Regions from separate parts of the Mus musculus genome. Here region 2 is linked to region 1. Evidence: chromatin loops called from intact Hi-C (ENCODE). Cell type or tissue: left cerebral cortex. All regions are shown on one strand. Links, peaks and the distances in the headings refer to the core of each region. The heading gives the core; the rest is flanking DNA.

The links. Hi-C counts contacts between places; a loop is a spot of excess contacts. Peaks named below come from ENCODE experiments on the same cell type or tissue, not always from the same donor. Only the 100,000 strongest peaks of a DNase experiment are listed, where the experiment ranks them.
Region 2: a loop joins it to region 1, with 2.1 times the contacts of the local background. A loop is called at or near these places in 1 of 42 quality-filtered maps.

Annotation. Positions count from the first base shown.
Region 1 is chr19:14,889,292-14,892,212 of GRCm38, forward strand. No RefSeq gene overlaps it. Among named protein-coding and RNA genes, the nearest start is that of Tle4, 290 kb to the left of the region's middle. In left cerebral cortex, for the core only: no CTCF peak of the experiment used is centred there; DNase peaks (open chromatin) are centred at 1,262 and 1,627; H3K4me3 peaks cover 796 bases; H3K27ac peaks cover 282 bases.
Region 2 is chr19:15,023,518-15,026,438 of GRCm38, forward strand. No RefSeq gene overlaps it. Among named protein-coding and RNA genes, the nearest start is that of Gm46645, 320 kb to the right of the region's middle. In left cerebral cortex, for the core only: no CTCF peak of the experiment used is centred there; no DNase peak of the experiment used is centred there.

The DNA of each region.
Region 1 (2,921 bases), core at 211-2,710:
TCCCACCCCATGACCCAATTGTCTTTCACAGACTCCATTTTCTACTACAACCACCTAAGGAGTTAACATTTCAAAATACAAGTTTGGAGGCATAGTGACATTAATACCAACAAGGAGTTTAGAAGAAACTACATCTGCTAACTTCCTATCGCATGTCAGGTATGGGGAATATACCAGGAAGAGTGTAAGAGCATTTTTCTTTCGTAGTTTCCTTCTGAAGGTCTATATAATGTCCTGATTAACTGCTTATCCATGTAGCTACCTTGCAGAAGGCAGAAGGCAGCTTACAAAATGCAAACATGAAGTAAGAAACACATACTGAGCATCAGTTGAGAGGTGGAGGCATGGACACAAAGGCATCCTTGTCTCTCTGTAAGATCTTCTTCCTACCCAACACTGACTGGAAGCCCATAACAAAGGCAGGCCACCCCTTGGTGACTGTATCGATTTCCTTTCTGGCTCACAGGCTATTTCTGCGGTTACACATACCCACAGCATAGCCAAGGCGCTTCTCTATTCCATGCTATTAGGGAGGAGAGAAGGCTGTACCTACCCCAGACTGGTCCCGTCATCCTCTGTCCCATCTTTTGTGTCTGGAGTTCATACTGCCTTTTGTCATTTCTGCCAGTGGAATTTTCAAAAGCAAGAATCCAACTTCCTTTGGCCACTCAGAGAGTGTACAGTATATTTGATGTCTGGGACATCAAACAAATGCTTGTGCTCACAGTGCAGAAATAATCCCAGACAAAAGACAACTGTGGCTATGCAGAGAATACCAAAGAGACAGGGTCAGGAAATTACCAGGCAAGCCAAAGAAGAGGCTGTTCCACAAACTCAGTTCACCAGTGAGAACAGAGGGGAGCTTGCTGCCTACACGCTCAGCTGATAACACCAGGAAAGGCTCGTCAGGCCTGAGTTGGATCCTTCTTCCAGACCCAACTTGGAATAGTCGGGGGAAACCTGCGCGTGGCTAATTAATAGTGAACTCAGCACGTGCACCCCCAAGGAAAAGACTGGTCCGAAAAGACTATGACTAGACCAGCCAAGGCTCTGATGTGAGTCTACGAGGAGAGTCTCCCCTCCCCTTCTTGTGCTGTGGCTTCCCCAGAGGCCAGGGAGCCGACGGGAAGCTGGGGTATTTCAGCACTCTGCTCTCTCTTTCTCACTTGCTCTGATGGTCCACCCCTTTCCATCCCCCTCCTCGAGGCCTAAGAATTAAGGGGTGAATTAATTGGAAAGGTGGGGGGAGGGAAAGTCAGGACCTGGGAACTGCAAATCAAAGGAGCCTGTCTCTCCAGAGGGCTCAGAGGGAACCCTGTTCACAATAGCAGTTCAAGTTCACCTTGTGTGAAGGGAAAGAGGTGTTTTAATGGCACTGTAGGAAGAGGGGAGGAGAGGGAAAGAGGGATAGAAAATCAAAAGAGAGAGAGGGAGAGAGGAGAGAGGCGCAAATCCAAATGTCGATGTGTAGACACAGTGAGGAGAGCCTGCTGGCTGACAGGGTGATTTATTGGATTCTTCCACTTAATCACTGCCGGCCTGTGGCCAAACGGATCTCCAGCAAAGCTGAAAGGCAGCCGAGGGAAACAGGCTCATAAGCATAAAGCCGCATAATGGTGTTCAATGAAGTGTGAGACTTTTAGTTCAGTCTCGCTGAGCCGGCCGCACCGCCGGAATGTCAAAGAGGGATTGTGGGTGGAAAAATTATGGATTTAAACTGCTAGCTGTAAATGAGGTCAATATGTCTGGTTCATAAACAGTCCGAGCCTATTCCAAGAATGCAGTGAGGGGGAAAATTAGCGTGAAGCCAACACTGTAGACAAACCTCATTGAGATATAATTGCAGCTATAAATACAAGCGAAAAGCTTACCGAGTGCAATAAAATACAGACACGCTTTTTTATTTCCGTCTTCTTCCTTCTTTGAATCCATGCATTTGTTAAGGCTGCGCATCTCTAATGCGCCTTTCATCTCCCCCTCCCTCTCCTAGTGACACCCAGTGTTGCAATTAATTGAGTGTTCTTGATTTCTCATTCCATTTTATTCAGGCGAGATTGGAAAAAATCAAAGAGCACATCTAAAGCATTTTCTCCCCCTTTGCCTCTCTATTTGAATCAGGTTGAAATGTGCGTGTGAGGGAGAGGAAAAAAAAAAAAAAAAAGCCGTGCTTATTTTTTTTCATGAAGAAGAAAGATCCAAGGAAAAAGGCTTTTTAAAGTAATACATCTGTGAGGTCATTTGAATCTCAGTTTAATGAAGGGAATCAAAGACATCTATAGAGTCTTATGATGGGGATTCCTGCGGGGGGGGGGGGGCACCTTATCTGGCCTCGTGAGACAGTGACTCAAAATTAATATATATTTTTTCACGTTCTCTTTTTTCTTTTCAAACTCCAGAGAATCTCATTACTTTGTTTTGCACTTGAGCTCAGGGGACAGAGGACAGACATTAGCAAACTTACTTTGCCCGGTTTAAAAGCCGATACAGTAATAAATTGAAGTCTAATAGCTCTGGTCAGGCTGTCTTTCCCCTAAACCAATTGATTTAAATGGCAGTAATTTGGCCAGCGAGGCTAGTCCTGTTTAAATTAAACCCATTAATATAATAGCTCAAGTCCTGAATGAAATCCATCTGCAGGGAAGGCTCCACCGGTCAGTAGTTTCATAACTGTGAGGGGATGTCCTGAAACGCCCACAGTCGAGCAAGCAGGAATTACAGATTACAGGCGAGACCCTGGTGTGTGTGTGTGTGTGTGTGTGTGTGTGTGTGTGTTGCGGGGGGGGGGGGGGAGGGGAGAGATAGAGAGAACACACACATTCAAGTGAGAAACTGCCCTGATGATTCCATGGGAAATGACCTTGGTCATTAACAATGAGAGGTTAATTGTGTTAATAGCAGCAAGCAGAGTTCCTGTGGGGAAA
Region 2 (2,921 bases), core at 183-2,682, 130 kb after region 1:
AGTCATTCTAGAGATGCAAAATGTGTCTCATCAAAGAAGCCATGCCCAGTGGATCATTAATCTTCTCCACCAAACTAGAGATGAGTTCCTGAACAAACTCAGGCACATATTAAAAAGAATCACATGCAATATCAAAGTCCTTTAATCTTTAATCACATATAGAAAGATAATTATATCAGTGAGTTTTAGCTAATGATGAGACATTACTAAAAATTGTTTTCAGGCACAAATTCAAAGGCACAATGTGTATTTGAGTCTAAAATTTATGTGGAGAAGGAGGAGTCAGCCCAATCAGGTTTAGCCCTAGTTGGAGCTGCCATTTATTCTTCACACATCCAAATCATAGGACCCCCTGGAAATATTGGCTAGTGTCTCTCTTAGCTTCCTTTTCTCTAACCTTACAGAAGCAGACACCGAGGGATAAAAGCCCACCAGAGCCTTCTCCAAAAGCTATGACAATGTATGTTCTGCCTGTTGCCTTCAAAAGAAACTTCCTCATTTATCTTCATATTATACTAATGGGAAATATAACACTCACTGCCCTGGGAAGAACAAACTGTTTGGAATTGGCCACTAAAATGTAACTTAATATAAAATGATAGTGGTTCTATATTTTAATGGTCCTCAAGTAGCTAACAACCTGGGACTCTGTCTTTTAGCAATGGCAAGCTATTATATCTGTCATCTTACTCATCTATAAGCCTGAGGCATTGGAGTTAATTCACATGCAAAGAAGGGGAAAAGTTGGGTGAGTTATGTTTCGTAGGCTGAATGTGTAGTCTCATCAGTGATAAAGTCCACCATTAGCTCTCATGGGTGATTTGCAACTCCAGATCTTAAAATGAACTGATATGTGAGCACCTGCCATTCATTTATTAACCTTTCCGTGGGCTGTTTATGTTGCCATCCTTAAATGGATATTCCCTCAACCAGCACTTCTGAAGAAGGCCCTTCATCCCTCGTCTTTCATGGAATTAATTCTTGGCTAATGCAAAAAGGGCCTCTTTCACATCATTCTTTATTTGCCTAGCAATTGCTACCATTATTAATCATTGGAAGTGAGTTGTAAAGTTTCCAAATTTAATAAATGAGAGTGAGTAAATAAATTAATTGAAGCTATGTGGAGAGACAATTAAGCCCAACTTGAAATTTTGACACATCGGGTTCTTTTTTTTTTTTTAATGATCATCTCAATATTCATCTAATCACACTAATTTTTTTCTGAACTATTTTGAATATTCTGATAAAAAAATGGGAAAGAACTACTTTATCTGTCACAGATGACAGGCACTGTATGGCTTGCCCTTCAGGGCCTTTTTGAAATTCTTCCTAGGCTGAGAAATCAGCCAATTTCCCAGGTTAGCTTAGATCCAGAAGCTAAGTATATAACAGCCACTGTGTCACTTTGTGGTTGCCCCTGGAATTTTTCTCTGCCTTTCCATTTCTCCTCTATTGTATGTACTTGAAGTACACCAGAGGATCACACACTACTTACACTAAATCATACCACCAAGAAGACTAATGTCTTCTAAATCATAACTCCTCAGAGCTCAAGCCAGTCCCTCACTTGAAGTGATTTCTTCTTTCAGGTGGCTTTATAAAGCTCCCCTGGAAGGGAGATGTTCCCAGCATCAGATATAATGCTAACAGTTCAACTGTGTCCATGGATGTGGATGTGTGTTTATGTGTATCTTGAATGTATATGTATGCTTGTTTGTGTCTATGGGTATATATGTGTGTGTGTGTTTGTGAGTGTCTTAGATATGTCTTGCATTTGTATTTGGTGGGGTAGATAAAAAAAATAACATGGTTAGTGCTTTCCCTGACTTACAAAGTGAAAGTTTGAGTCTGTCAAGGAAGATATGCCAGATGCCAAGATGGAAGTAGAAGATCAGTAGATTTGTGGGGACAGGGTTAAGAGAAGATGAGAATAGAGGGGTTAAGATGTCTGAGAGAGACTTCAATGACTATGACACAGGTCTTATACTTACAAGCCCAACCTTTAAACAGGGAATGGAAGATGTCAGCGTGAGGAGGACCATGCTCTTAGATGCTCTTAGTTTAGCTAGTTTACCAAGCAAGTGCCCAAGTCCCAGTTTCAGTTTCAGTGGACTACATTCTCCTTCCTACTCATGCATAACTGTTTGCTGGGTACTGCCCGAATGAAGAGTGGTGTTGATAGGATGAAGTGGTAAATTCTGATTGGACTTCACAATTGCACGGCAACTAAAAGCAATTTAGAAAGTTAGAATTTTTTTACTCCTCAAAATTATAATATTGGATATAAGTGCTTACTGTAATTATTATTTGTTTCAGTTGCATAGCAATTTGTTTAGTTTCTATGTTACTATATACAAATAATTTTAAAGGCTTTAAAAGTAAGTTAAGTACATCATGTCATTATCCCCTTCTCTTTCTCCTCCTGTCCTCCTCCTCCTTTTGCTTTCAAGAGAATTGTAAAACCCAAGGACAACTGTTTCAACAGGTTTTTGCTTCTACATATCGATGGGAACGAAAAATGTCATACCATTAAGAATGACTACTCTGGAGTCTCAATCCTTCTGACAAAGGTAGCCTTTGAGTGTTAAGTTGTTACTTCAAAACTGGGTTGTGTAGGAGTAATTGGAAGCCTGTCCATTGTCAAAAAGCCAAGTGTATGAATTACCAAGTGTCTCTTCTGCCTAGTCTCATATCTATACTACCTAGGTAGGCACATCTCTTTGAGGGTTCATGCCCTGGGAAATCAGTTTTCAAGTTAGAGCATGTTTAAAAAGCAAGGGTCAGGGAGGCATGTTAAAAAATATACCTACTTCAGTACATCTGTGATAGTACATTTTTTAACAAGCGTTCTAGATGATTTTGTACATTCATGCTAGCCACAGGAGTATTTTGCTGAAAAACACTAAACACAAGCCTTGATA